Regions from separate parts of the Homo sapiens genome. Here region 2 is linked to region 1. A link is an interaction called in ENCODE POLR2A ChIA-PET data of the cell type or tissue named here. Cell type or tissue: CD4-positive, alpha-beta T cell. All regions are shown on one strand. Each heading gives the region's core, and the rest is flanking DNA. Links, peaks and the distances in the headings are about the cores only. Region 1 has its middle 24 kb from the start of SLC19A1. Region 2 overlaps COL18A1 (collagen type XVIII alpha 1 chain).

Region 1 (7,231 bases), core at 3,232-7,231:
TCCTGACCTCGTGATCCGCCCGTCTTGGCCTCCCAAAGTGCTGGGATGACAGGCGTGAGCCACTGCGCCCCAGCCATCTTACCGGGTTTTAATTTCCGTTTCCCTCATGAATAATGACACTCTTTCATGTGCTTATTTGCCATAACTAAACTGTTTATTATTTTTTCTAGTGTAGTTTTTCCTTTTATTTATTTTTAAATCCTTTTTTTTTTCTTTTGAGATGGAGTCTCTGTCACCCAGGCTGGAGTGCAGTGGCGCGATCCCAGCTCACAGCAACCTCTGCCTCCCTGGTTCAAGCAATTCTCCTGCCTCAGCCTCCCAAGTAGCTGGGATTACAAGTACCCGCCACCATGCCTGGCTAATTTTTGTATTTTTAGTAGAGATGGGGCTTCTCCATATTGGCCAGGCTGGTCTTGAACTCCTGACCTCAAGTGATCCACCCACCTCAGCCTCCCAAAGTGCTAGGATTACAGGTGTGAGCCACCTTAAAGTACTCTTCGTAACAGATTCAGATTTACAGAAAAATTGTGAAGATGGTACAGAGAGTTCCCACATACCTGGTACCCACAGTTTCCCTCATAAACATCTTCCATTACTAGGATACATTTGTTACAATTCATGAACCAATACTGATACATTGTCGCTCTCCAAAGTCCCCACTTTATTCAGATATTATTAGTTTTTCTCTAAGGCGCCTTTTCTGCCCCAGGATCCTGTTCAGAATCCCATGCTACGTTTAGTTATCTCGTCCCCATAGGCTTCTCTTAGCTGTGACAGCTTCTCAAGCTTTTCTTACTTTCGATGGCCTTGTCAGTTTTGAGGAGGACTGGGCAGGTATTCTGCAGAGTGTCTCTCAGTTGGGATCTGCTGGCGTCTGAGGTTTTCTCATGATTAAACTGGGAATATGGGGTTTTGAAAGAAGACCATTGAGGTAACCCACCATCTTCAGACAATCATGTCAAGGATCCGTATGACCAGCATGATTGTCACCATTGATGAGGACTTTCATCACCTGGCTAAGACAGCTTGTCCGCTTCCTTGCTGAGAGTGTTCTTTCCCCTTCCGGAACAGTCCGTCTTGGAGGGAAGTTGCTGTGCCCAGCCTGCACGCAAGAACTGGGGAGTTACGCCCCCTCTGAGGCAGAGTGTCTACATAAATTATTTGTCATTCCTCCATGCAGATTTGTCTCTTCTCCTTCATTTATTTGTGGATATGTTATTGCATCCTTTATTTAGATTGGCGTGGACTTGTGGGTATTTACACTTGGGTCACAGTGCAATAACACTTCTTGATTTTGTTGCTCACACTGTTCCAGCATTGCCCGTTAGGAGCTCTTCCAGTCAACTCCTGTAGCCCTTTGACATAGCCCATCAATCTGAGGTTTGTTTTGGCATTTTATTACTACATTTTAGTACAAGATGTTCTAGTCTCATCTTGTATATTACTGGCCCCAGCTCTGGAATCCACCAGTTCTCCAAGGAACCCTGGTTCCTTTCATTGAAGAAGCATATTGGAAACCGAGATCTGAGCATGAGATGTGCTTATAGCTATTGAGGTGTTGTTGCTGCCAAACCCTCTCAGCTCACAGAGGAGAAAATATATGTGCATATATTAACCATGTATATATGCATATCTAAAATACTTCTCTAGGTAGCCGTAGAAATCTATACAGGGCTAAACATCAGTTCATACCAATGTCTCCAACTCAAATCTAGCACCATGTGGGTCATCCCAGCTGCCTCCTCTTGCTTCTGTAACCTCCTAATAGTGAGAAACCTGGCTCCTACCATCTGCTATCCATGTATTTAATTGTTCAATTTTCAGTATACATGTGCTGTGGTTTGAATGTGTTCCCCAAAAGTTCGTGTGTTGAAACTTGATCCCCAGTGAAGCAGCGTTGAGAGGCAGGACCTTTGAGAGGTGATTGGATTAATCAGTTCATGGATGAATGGGTTATGCCGGGAGTGAGTGAGTTACTTCTCAGAAGAATGGGTCTGTTGTAAAAGCGAGTCTGGCCATCTCTTGTAAGACCCTCACCATCTGATGCCCTGTGCCACCTGGGACTCTCCAGAGGGTCCCCACTAGCAAGAAGGCCCTCACCAGATGCAGCCGCCTGACCTTGGACCTCCCAGCTTCCAGAATGGTAAGAAATAGATTTCTTTATAAAGTACCTAGTCTTAGGCATTCAGTTATAGCAACAGAAAACAGACTAAGACAATATTATGGTAGTGTCAGAACTGTTAATTCACACCTCACTGGGAGACAACTTTGTCAGCTAGAGTCCAGTGCTTACGTACTGTTCCTTTGCCTTTAGTCTTAAAGACTCCACTCATTCTGAACTAGGTCAGTGCTGTTCCCCCACTCCCTTCAGTGAGGATGTTCCATGCGTTTGTAATACAGTTAGATGGTTTTGTCACATTCTGGATTCCATCCTGAGGTCCTTGAGCTTCCTAAATGGTTTTTAAATTTGCATACAATGGGGTGTATTCTTTGTACTGTAAAGTTTCACAGGTTTTTGATAAGTTTATAATATCACATATCCACCAATACACTATCATACAGAATAACTGCCCTAAATAATCTCCCGTGCTTTAGCTATTCAGTCCTCCAGCCCTTCCCACAAACTCTTTACCACTGATCTTTTTACTAGCACAATGGTTTTGCCTTCTCCAGAATGTCACATCATTGGGGTTATATAGTGTGTAGTGTTTTCTGCCTGACTTCTTTCACTGAGTCTTATGCTTTTAAGATTTATCAGGAATGTGTTTCTGTATCTATTGACCACATGATTTTTCCTTATGTTTATTGTGGTGAATTCCATTGATTGACTTTCCATTGCTAAACCAACCTTACATTCTTGGCATAAACACCAGTAGGTCACAGTGGAGTTTCTTTTTTATATGTTGTTGGGCATAATTTGAGAATTTTTGTGTCTACATTTAACTAAGGACAGAGCAGAGTGAAATATTTAAAATGTTGAAAGAACTCCACCAACTTCGAGTTCTATATCCAGTAAAATTATTCTTCAGCGTAAGGGAAAAATAAAAATGTTCTCAGACAAATAAAAATGGAGAGAATTAATCACCAGCAGACATGCTCTACCAGAAATATTAGAAGAAGTTCCTTAGGAAGAAGGAAATTATATAGGTCAGAAACTTGAATCTATATAAAGAAACTAAGTGTTTGAGGATGAATAAATATAAAATCCTCCCCCCCTTATTCTTAGTTGATCTAAAATACAACTATTTATTAAAAGTAATAATTATAATGATATTGGGTGATTATAGCATATAGGTAAGTAAAACAAATGACAGCAATGTGGTAAGGGATGGGAGAGGACTGGGAATATTCTGTTACAAGATACTTGTATGTGGAGCAACATAGCGTTATTTGAAAGTGGATTTAGATTAGTTGTAAGTGTATATTGCAAACTCTAGGAAAACACCTTAAAAATTTTTTAATAAAAATTGATATGCAAAGAAAAGAAATACATGGAATGTGTACAGAATCATGTAAGATGCTCAGTTAAAACCAGAGAAGGCAGAAAAAGAATCTCAAATTGTGTTTTCATCTTCAACCAGTTTAAAATACTTTCTAATTTCCTTGTTCGTCGTTTCTTTGACTGGTGGGTTATTCAGATATCTGTTTTCAGTTTGTAAATATTTAGAGATTATTCAGAAATCTTTGTATTATTAATACCTGATATATTTCCGATTGGCCAGAGAACATACCATGATGCAGTGAAACCTTCAAATTTATTGGGAATTTTTTTTTTTTTTTTTTTTTGAGACGGAGTCTCGCTCTGTCACCCAGGCTGGAGTGCAGTGGTGCGATCTTGGCTCACTGCAAGCTCCACCTCCCGGGTTCATGCCATTCTCCTGCCTCAGCCTCCCCAGTAGCTGGGACTACAGGTGCCCACCACACGCCCGGCTAATTTTTTTTGTATTTTTTTAGGAGAGACGGGGTTTCACCATGTTAGCCAGGATGGTCTTGATCTCCTGACCTCGTGATCCACCCAACTCAGCCTCCCAAAGTGCTGAGATTACAGGCATGAGCCACCGCACCCGGCCGGGAATTGTTTTATGACCCAGAATACGGCCTATTTTGGTAAATTGTTTGTGTACAGATGAAAAGAATGTGTATTCTCCTGTTGCTGGGTGACATATTTGATAAATATTAATTTGGCTGATAGTATCCTTCAAGTCTTGTCTGCCTTTACTAAGTTGTCTATCAATTTGTTCTATCAGTTATTGAAATGAGGTGTTGAACTCTCTGACTGTAATTGTTGGTTTGTGTACTTCTCCTTACATTCTAGCTGTTTCTGCTTCATGTATTTTGAAGCTTTATTAGGTGCGTACATGGTTAGGGTTGTTAAGATCTCTTGATGAACTAATCCCTTTATTATTATAAAAAATCCTCTTTATTTCTTACAATGTTACTTATCTGATATCTACTTTGATATTGTAATAGCCACTCTGGCCATCTTTTGAATAGTGCGATGGTATATATTTTTCCATCTTTTGATTTTAAGCCAATTTTATATATTTATATTTAAAGTGTTTTTCCCTGTCAGCAACATAAAGTTGAGTCTGGCTTTCTTATCTAATCATATAATCTCTGCCCCAGTTGAATTGTTTGGGCAATTAGAACATGACTGTGATTATTAATATGATTGGGTTTAAATCTATTATCTTACTTTTCTTCTTATATTTGTTCCATCTGTTATTTTTTCTTTTTTCTGCCTTCTTTTGCATTGTGTTTTTAATTCCATTTATCTTCTTTGTTGGCTTATTAGCTATAATTCTTGTTTTTTCTTTTATTTGTAGCTTTAAGATAAATAGTATGTATCTTTAACTTACGCAGTAATGTGATATTAAAATAGCATCTTTCCATCCCCTCTCACACCTTTTTTGCTGTTGTCAAACATTTTTAAAACTCACACGTTTTTAAACCTCACACTTTTTTTTTTTTTGAGACAGGGTCTTTCTTACTCTGTCATCCAGGCTGGATTGTGGAGTGCAATGGCACGATCATGGCTCACTGCCACCCTGACCTCTCGGGCACAGGAGGTCCTCCCACCTCAACCTCCCGAGTAGCAGGAACTATGGCATGTGCCACCATGCCCGGCTAATTGTTTGTATTTTTTGTAGAGATGGGGTTTTGCTACATTGCTCAGGCTGGTCTTAAACTCCTGAGCTCAAGCAATCCGCCCGTCTCGGCCTCCCAAAGTGCTGGGATTACAGGTGTGAGCCACCGTACCTGGCCAACCTCACACATTTTTAAACCTCACAATACATCATTAGGTTTTTTCTTTTCGTTTTAAGCAGTTGGTTATCTTTTAAGGATATTTTAAAAGTAAGTTTTTAATATTCGTCCACATATTTTCCATTTCCAATACTTTTTATTCCTTTGTCCAGCTTCAGATTGTCCTTCTGTCCGACGACTGCCTTTAACATGTCATATGACATTTGTCTACTGTTGATGAAATCTTTCAGTCTTTGGATTCCTAAAAAAGTCTATTTCACCTCCATTTTTAAAAGATGCTTTTCTCGGGTATAGAATTCTAACACTTTTTAAAAATCTGTTGGTACTTTCGGCCGGGCGCAGTGGCTCATGCCTGTAATCCCAGCACGTTGGGAGGCTGAGGCGGGTGGATCACAAAGTCAAGAGATTGAGACCATCTTAGCCAACATGGTGAAACCCCATCTCTACTAAAAATACAAAAGTTAGCCAGGCGTGGTGGAGCATGCCTGTAGACTCAGCTACTCAGGAGGCTGAGGCAAGAGAATTGCTTGAACCTGGGAGGCGGAGGTTGCAGTGACCCGAGATCGCACCACTGCACTCCAGCCTGGCAACAGAGTAAGACTCCGTCTCAAAAAAAAAAAAAAAAAAGAAAAAAGAAAAAAAGAAAAAGAATCTGTTGGCACTTTAAAGAGGTTGCTCCATGGTCTTCTCACTTGCATTGTTTCCAATCAGAAATCCATCCTTATCCTTATCTTCATTCCTCTGTATGTGAAGTTTTCCCTCCCTCTAGTTGGTTTTAAGAAATTTCTCTTTAACACAAGTTTTGAGCAGTTAGATTATAATGTGACTTGGTGTTGTTTTCTTAATATTTCTTGTGCTTGGGGTTTACTGAGATTCTTGGATTTGTGGGTTTACCTTGTTCAAATCCTTGTTTTACAACTTAAAGTGCCTTAATATTACACACGCATTAGGGCACTTTAAGTTGTCCTGTAGCTCACTGATGCTCTGTCCATTTTTTAAGTATTTTTTTCTGTGTGTTTTATTTTGTACAGTCTCTATTGCTGTTGCTGTGTCTTCAGGTTCACGCATCTGTTCTTCTTCAATGTCTAATCTGCGGGGATCCCATCCAGTGTACTTTTCACCTCAGACGTTGTAGTTTTCATCTCTAGAAGTTTGATTTGTGTTTTTTTTTTTAAATCTTCAATGTGTCTCCTCCTAATACTCACTCTTTTCTTTACCATTTTGAACATAAAAATATAGTTACAATAATTGTTTTAATGTCCTTTTCTGCTAAATCTACCTTCTTTGTCATTTCTAGATCTGTTTCTATGGATTAATTTATATCCTCATTTTGGGTTACGTTTTCTTTTTCTTTTTTGCATGCCCACTAATTTTTGATTGCATGCCAGATATTCTGAGTTTACTTTGTTAAATAATTGACATTTTTGTCTTCCTACAAATATTCTTGAGCTTTGTTCTGGAATGCAATTAAGTTACATGGAAACAGTTTGTTTCTCCCGAGGCTTGCTTTGAACGTTTCAGGCAAGGTCAGAACAGTTTTTAGCCTAGAACGAGTTTATCTCCCCTACTGTGGCAAAGCCTTCTGAGTGCTCCACTCCACGTCCCATGGGCCATGAGATCTCTGCTCTGACTGGCGGAACAGGCAACATTCCTGCCTGTGCATGAGCTCTAAGGGTCACTTCTGCTTCTCTTTCTGATGGTCTTTCCCTGGCCTTGAGTATTTGCCTCTCACACCTGCACAGATCCGTACACACGTAGATACCGGAGGAGGATCTTCCACGGACTGTTGGAATCTGCTGTAAATTCAGCTCCTTCCCCTCTGATCCATTCACACCTAGACACTGGAGGAGGATCTTCCATGGACTGTTGGAATCTACCGTAAATTCAGCTCCTTCCCCTCTGATCCATTCACACCTAGATACCGGAGGAGGATCTTCTGCGGATTGTTGGAATCTACCGTAAGTAC
Region 2 (7,427 bases), core at 2,119-6,118, 120 kb after region 1:
ATACATGCATGCATGGATATCTGTGTGTGTGGACTGCATGTGGATTATGTGTGCATACAGATGAGCATGTGTGAATGTGTGCATGGGTATGTACATGTGCACACATGGATATGCATCACGGATGTGTGCGGATATGTACGCATGTGGAGGTGCATGTAGATATTCTTGTGTGCACACGCATGGATACCTGTGCATGTGGATATGCGTGTGTGTGGATATGGACACAGATGGAGAGAAAGGGAGTGCCTGGGAAAAATGTGGCAAGTGTTTGCTTGTGAGTCGAATGGAAGGTGTGTATGAGCGTTTTCTGATCATCGTATCAACGTCAATGCAGGTTTGAAATGTTCTCAAAGGATGTTTGTAGAGAAAATAGAGGTTTCTTCCTGATGTCTTCTGGCAAACTCCCTATGCCAGCTCTACCTCTGGCAGTCCAGGTGACTCAGCAGAGGGTGGGAAGAAATGCTTTTCAGACCTCGATCCATGTCCCCTGGGGCTCTGTGTGGGTGTTATTCCTGCATGCCTTCAAAGCCTTGTTACTCCTTCCAGTCCGAGGAGGCTGGCAGAAGACGCTGCCTCTGTCTTCTCCTGAATGCTGCTGCAAGGGGGGCCAATGGGTGGAGCACAGCAGGGCAGCGAGGCTCACCGACATCTCCTGCTTGATGTGATAAAGTTCACTGAGGGCGAACCAAAAGACCTCAATGTGCTCTATAGGCTCTAAGGGAACCATCCATGCTCTACCCAAAACAAAGCAGATATTTTCAAAGACTCTAAGAAGTTCGAGAGCCAAGAGGTCCCCCGATTTTGTTCTTCTCCAGGATTGCTTTGGCCATTCTGGGTTCCTTGAAATTCAATTTAAGTATTGGGGTCACTTTGACAATTTCTATAGCCAGTGGGGATTCTGGCAGGAGTTGTGTGGACTCTAGTTGATTTAGGGAGTATTCTGTCTTCCAATCCATAAACATGGGATAACTTTCCATTTATTTAGATCTTCCTTAATTACTTTCAATGTTGCTTTGTAGTTTTCAGAGTATAAGTTCTTGTTGATGCTGTTGTAAACAGATTTTTCTTTCTTAATTTCATTTTTGGATTGTTCATTGCAAAATAAATACAATAGATTTTTCTATACTGATTTTATACCCTGCAACCTTGTTGAGCTCATTTATTGGTTCTAATAGTTTTTTTGTGGATTACTTAGAAAAAACTGTAATTTTAGAGGAACAATAAAAAACTTTTTAGAGGTTAGAACTTTTACTTTTAAATATACATATGATATATGATATATATGATATATGATATATATATATATAAGATCTGGCCTCTAAAAATACAGTTTTACTTGTTCCTTTCCAATCTGGATGTCTTTTATTTCTTCTTGCCTAACTTTCGTGGCTAGAACCTCCAGTACAATGTTAAACAGAAGGCGCAATAGGGAACGTCCTTGTCTTGCTCCTGATCTTAGGAGGAAAGCATTCGCTCCTCCACCACAAGCACGGTGTCAGCTGTGGGCTCTGTCACAGATGCTCTTTACCAGCTTGTTAAGTGTTTTTCATGAATGGTGTTGAATTTTGTCCAATACTTTCTCTGCATCTATTGAGATGATTGGGTGTTTTTAATATTTTATTCTATTGATATGATGTATTACATTGATTTTCAAGTGTTAAACCAACCTTGAATTCCTGGGATAAATCCCACTTAGCCATGGTGAATTTTTTTTATATGTTGCTGGATTTTATTTACTAGTAGTCTACCAAGGATTTCTGTGTCCATAATTCGTAAGATAAACTAGTCTGCAATTTTCTTTTTTTGGCAATGTCTTTGTCTGATTATGGTATCAGAGTAATATTGGTCTCATAAAATGAATTGAGAAGCATTTCCCACTCTCCTAGTCTTTTGAAAGAGTTTGTGAGAATTGGTTTTAATTCTTTAAATGCTTGGTAGAATTTAGCTGGGAAGCTCTCTGGTCCTTGGCTTTTCTTTATGGGTGTTTTTGGATTACTAATTCAACCTCTTCACTTGTTATATATCTATTCACATTGTCTATTTCTTGTTGAATCAGTTTGAGTAGTTTGCACCTTTCTAGGAAATTTTCAATTTCATCTGCCATCTATTTTGTTCATAGTATTGGATTAGAAAAAAGTCAAAGGACTTACATTCCCAGTTTTAAGACTTACAATGCGATGGTAACAGGACAGTGTGGGAGTGGCGCAAGGACAGACACACGCATCGGTGCAGTGGAACTGAGGGTTCTGGAATAAACTCATAACCTACGGGCAACTCATGTTTGACAAGAATGTCGAGACTGTTCAGTGAGGAAAGAGCAGCCTTCAACAAACGGTGCTGGGCCAACGAACAGATACACGCAAAAGGGCGAAGCTGGATCCCTACTTCACACCACATGCAGCTATTAAAATTTTTATTTTAGCTCTTAAATAAAAGAGCTAAAATAAAAAAACTTTTGAAGGTTTTCTTTTTCATAACCTTGGATTTGGCAAAAGATTCTTACATATGACAGCAAAAGCCCAAGTGACAAAAGAAAAATAAATTGGACTTCGTAAAAACTTAAAAGTTTTGTGCCTCAAAGGACACCATCAAGAAAGTGAAATGACATCTCACAGAATGGGAGAAGATATTTGCGAATCATATATGTGAGGAAGCACTTCTATCTAGATGATGTAAAGAACTCATAAATCAACAACAAAAAGACAATAATCCAACTAAAAGTGGGCAAGAATCGGAATAGACATTTCTCCAAAGAAGAAATACAGATCGCCAAGAAAGACAAAAAAAGATGTTCAACATTATCAGTCATCATGAAAATGCAAATGAAAACCACAAGACACTGCTTTACACCCAACATGGGCTGGAAACAAAAAGTCAGAGAAAAACAAGTGATGGCAAAGATGTGGCGAAATCAGAACTCCCAAGGCTGCAGGAAGGGACGTGAGATGGTGCAGACACTTGGGAAAGCAGGCTGGCGGCTGCTCAAATGAGTAAACACAGTTACCATAGTCCCAGTGATTCCACCTTAGGTATATACCCGAGAGAAACGAAGACACACGTCCACACTGAAACTTGTACACAAGTGTTCACAACAGCACCGTTCATCACAGCTAAAAGGTGGACACCGCTCAGAAGTCCACCAAATGCTGAATCCATAAGCACAGCATGGTGCCTCCACCTGGTGGGACATTATTCAGTGACAGCAAGGAATGAAGCCCTGGGACAGGGTGCAACACGGACGAACCCGGAAACCACAGGCCGAGGGGAAGAAGCCAGACAGAAACGACCACACGTTCCATGGTTTAATTCGTATGGAAGCTCAGAAGACGGAACCCAGGGACAGAAAGGAGATGACCGGTGGCCAGGACTGGAGGGAGGGAGGGCGGCGGAAAGGCTTCTCTCTGGAGTGATGAAATGTTCCACGGTCGATGGGGATGATGGTGGCATAGATTTTTGAATATACTGAAAACCACTGGATTGTACACTTCGAGTGAATTGCACGGAATGTGAATTACATCTCAATAAAGCCATTCAAAACAATCAAGGGAGACCCACATCACATTTTCCAAACCACGCAATCCTTAATGCTGCTTGATTTCTTATTAATTCCATTTTGAGTGAGATTGATTTTTTTCATGTATTTGATGAAAGTTTTTCTCTTATAAATTCCTGTGCTTTCAAACTCATTTTTAGAGGGGCTATATCAACTTTTAAAAACTAGGGTATGGACACGGAGTCATCTTTGCTGCTAATGTTGGTTTTCAAACCTAGTACCAGCATGTTCGAGGAGCACGTGGCTTCCTCCTAACACGTGGAGTAGTGTTTCCTCCCTGGCTCACAGCCTCCACTCCCCGGAGCCTCTCTCGCCCTGCACGACCCAGGCTCTCAGAGCTGCTCTCGTGCTGGCCCCCGGTGCTCGCAGCTGGCATTTATCGAGGGCTCCTCTGTCCACAGCACTGTGGAACCACCCTCCATGCACGAGTGAGCGTGCACCTCACAACTATCCTGGCATGTGCATTTTACAGCCAGAAAACCAAAAGTCCGGACGACCAGCTGACCCCAGCCCTACGCCTCACCACAACCCCGCACATCACCCACACGAGCACAACGTCCTTCATTCACTCTGCACATCCCACACCTCACTACACCCCTGCACGCACCTCACTACACCCCTGCACGCCACCTACTCGGGCACACGGCCCTTCATTCACTCCACACGCACACCCGTGCTCCTGCTGCAAGCCCAGCCTGCTCGCAGCACTGAAGATGCGCTGGAGAACAAAACCTGGCACAAAGTGAACTTAGAGGTGATTTCGGGAGGCAGGAGGTACCATGGAGCGAATGTGTCACATGGGAAAGGGTAGAGGACGCCACGGGACGACCACGCCAGGCCAGGATGTGCAACGGGGAAGGGGCCGAACAGAAGACAAGAGAGAGCGACAGCGTGGCAGCCGGGAAGCACGTTCCCCACAGAGGGACACTGAATTCTTGCGTGGCAACATGGCCCCCCAGTGGTAGGGCCAGACACCTACTCGCCCTGTGACATCCTGGCCACCCAAAAGAGGACAGGCAGTCCTGGCTGCCACTGGGAGGACGGTCCCCTTCCTAGGAGTCTGGAGGGCCACCAGATGTCCAGTGTCCCTCGGACGCATCTAGGGGATCATGCAGCAGGCATCTCTCCTTAGTGCTGCAGCTCAGCTATTCCTCTCCACCAGCAGAGCCGCGTAAAGGGGCACGGGGCCGCATTGCTCTCATAAAGACTCTTCACCAGGAAATTGGCACTTGATTTGTGTTTTCACGGAGGCCTCCCTGGGGACCCGGCTGCAGCCCGGGATGTGACAGACAGGTACAGGACCACCCAGAGGCTTCACTTTTCGCCCACGTGGGAGAAAAAGGGCCGCCTGTCGGAGAACAGTTCAGCACAGTCCACACCCCGGGACCTCCTAGGTCCCGAGAGACCACAGTGCAAGGAGGGAGCCCTTGGCCGAGGCTCCTAGCTCTGGGTGGCCAGTGGCAAAGCATCTCCACCACCGGGACTCTGCTGCGATGCCGAGCTGGGCTGTGAGGGCCAAGGAGGAAAGGCACGGGCGGCCTTTCAAGCTGGTGAAGGCCCACTTGGTTTTCAAGGGTTTACCAGGTTGCTCCTTAACTGGGTTTTCTCATGGAAGGCCCCAGGGCAGGCTCACACAGCCAGGTTCCCATGGGGCTGCCAGACCTACCCAGACCCCAGCTGTGACAGCCACACTTGTGCCGGTTGGGGCCATGGGGTAAGCACCTCCCAGGCACCAGGACCTGTGCTGGATGCAAGACCCAGCTGTCCTCCAGGAATCCACCCACACCAGCACCGCCGCCCACACCAGCACCGCCGCCCACACCAGCACCGCCGCCCACACCAGCACCGCCGCCCACATCAGCACCACCACCACCCACACCAGCACCACCACCGCCCACACCAGCACCGCCGCCCACATCAGCACCACCACCACCCACATCAGCACCGCCGCCCACACCAGCACCGCCACCCACACCAGCACCACCACCCACATCAGCACCGCTGCCCACACCAGCACCACCACCGCCCACACCAGCACCACCACCCACATCAGCACCGCTGCCCACACCAGCACCACCACCGCCCACACCAGGACCTCCGCCCACACCAGGACCGCCGCCCACACCAGGACCTCCGCCCACACCAGCACCACCACCGCCCACACCAGGACCGCCGCCCACACCAGCACCGCTGCCCACACCAGCCCCGCTGCCCACACCAGGACCGCCGCCCACACCAGGACCTCCGCCCACACCAGCACCACCACCGCCCACACCAGGACCGCCGCCCACACCAGCACCGCTGCCCACACCAGCCCCGCTGCCCACACCAGGACCGCCGCCCACACCAGCACCACCGCCCACACCAGGACTGCCACTCTTGGGCCTGGGCGTGCTCATCCGAAGGGGTCCGGCCCTGCTACTACCCGGCGACAGAGACTACGATGTCCAGGAGTGGAGGAAGTGGAGGCAGAGGCTGACAGGGCAGCGCCTGCCCAGCTGACAGAGGTGAGGGTGGGCTCAGGGGCAGGGACACCCATGGTGAGTGAGACACATGGGTGATGTGCAGCCAGAGAGTGAGGGGCCCTCCCCACAGACACGACGTGTGCCTCTGTGGCTTCACGGTTTTCATCATGCTCTGCAGTTACAAAAATAAAACTCACAGGTGGGATTTAAAGGAGAAAAAGCAAGGCACGGGCACAGAACGGGCAGGGTTTCCTCACGTGCACCCTGTGCACCGGTGGTATCCAGTCATGGCCAGTGTCCAGGCTCAAGGCTGTGGCCCCACAGCAGCTACGGTGGGCAACAGGGCAGCGCCACCCACTCAAGGGCACAGCCGAGCTGCAGGACTGTGCAGTCAGGGCAAATGGGCCTCCCCGCAGGACTGCGTGGATGAGGGCGAGGTGACCTCCCCTGGGCTGAACCCCACACAGTGACTGTGAGAAGCACACAAGATGCACAGTCCTCTCCCTGGAGTGAGGGTCCCAGGGGGTCACCAGGCCTGTGCTTTGGCAGGGAGACCCCGAGACCCCATGGACCCTGTGCTGAGGGCGGCCTCCCGTGGCCTTGGGAGTGGCATGGGGAGTCCCTCCTTTATGGAGAGAGCCGTGTTCCCAGCAGCGTGCTCCATCCTTTAAGGACATGGGACATTTTCTGCTGGAAATAGTTGCATATCAGAGGTGGGCGTCTGAGGGGGACAGGTGAGAGCTGACCCGGCGCCATGCCATAAGCTGGCCCTGCTCAGAGGAGACCTGTTGGCGTGAAGAGCCAGCGGCAGAACATGGGAAGCTCACGGCCGTGTTCTGTAGAAGGCGCCGGCTGGTGAAGCAGAGATGGCAGATCACGGAGAGGAGCAGGGGGAACATGAACAGCCCGGGACGGGAACCATGGCCAGAGCCACCGGGCAGCAGGACTGGAGGACCCGGTGGGGGCACCTCCAGGCCAGGAGCTGGCAGCCCTCGAGGTGGGTTCAAGCGTCCCGAGGCCTGGAGGCAGCTGCTGGGGCAGGTGGGGCACCTGGGATGGGCATGTGGGGGTTTTATGATTTAACACAGGAAAACTCTACCTGGGCATCTGTGCTGTCCCTCATCTTCTGGGGACAGTAGGGGCAGCGTCTTGCCCCATTGCTTCCCCCTCTCCCAGTACAGAACCAAAATAAGACCTCGATGAACCCTGAAGGGCAGCAGGTGGAGGAGCGTGTGCCAGAAGTAGAGGTGAGGGACCAGGGCCACGCAGGAGCAGCCTCTGTGTGTAGGGGAGCTGTGGTGTCCAGAACCTGCAAGACCCCAGGTCTGGGCAGCTGCAGCAGATTCCGCCCATAGTGGGGAGATGGGAAAGTCTGTTGTAATTCCCAGGGCCATGTGAGGCGGTGGGCA

What was found. Peaks named below come from ENCODE experiments on the same cell type or tissue, not always from the same donor. Only the 100,000 strongest peaks of a DNase experiment are listed, where the experiment ranks them.
Region 2: POLR2A ChIA-PET joins it to region 1 with 5 read pairs; 3 of 35 experiments call an interaction of 5 or more read pairs at or near these places.

The regions. Positions count from the first base shown.
Region 1 is chr21:45,562,734-45,569,964 of GRCh38, reverse strand. It overlaps a transcript of SLC19A1 not described here. Among named protein-coding and RNA genes, the nearest start is that of SLC19A1, 24 kb to the right of the region's middle. In CD4-positive, alpha-beta T cell, for the core only: no CTCF peak of the experiment used is centred there; no DNase peak of the experiment used is centred there.
Region 2 is chr21:45,441,076-45,448,502 of GRCh38, reverse strand. The region is part of intron 2 of COL18A1 (collagen type XVIII alpha 1 chain); the gene reads right to left. It overlaps LOC124905042 (a long non-coding RNA gene), which reads right to left. Exons shown (of 2, transcript XR_007067909.1): 1 at 7,118-7,427. Among named protein-coding and RNA genes, the nearest start is that of COL18A1-AS1, 20 kb to the right of the region's middle. RefSeq lists an enhancer at 5,761-6,270. In CD4-positive, alpha-beta T cell, for the core only: no CTCF peak of the experiment used is centred there; a DNase peak (open chromatin) is centred at 4,502.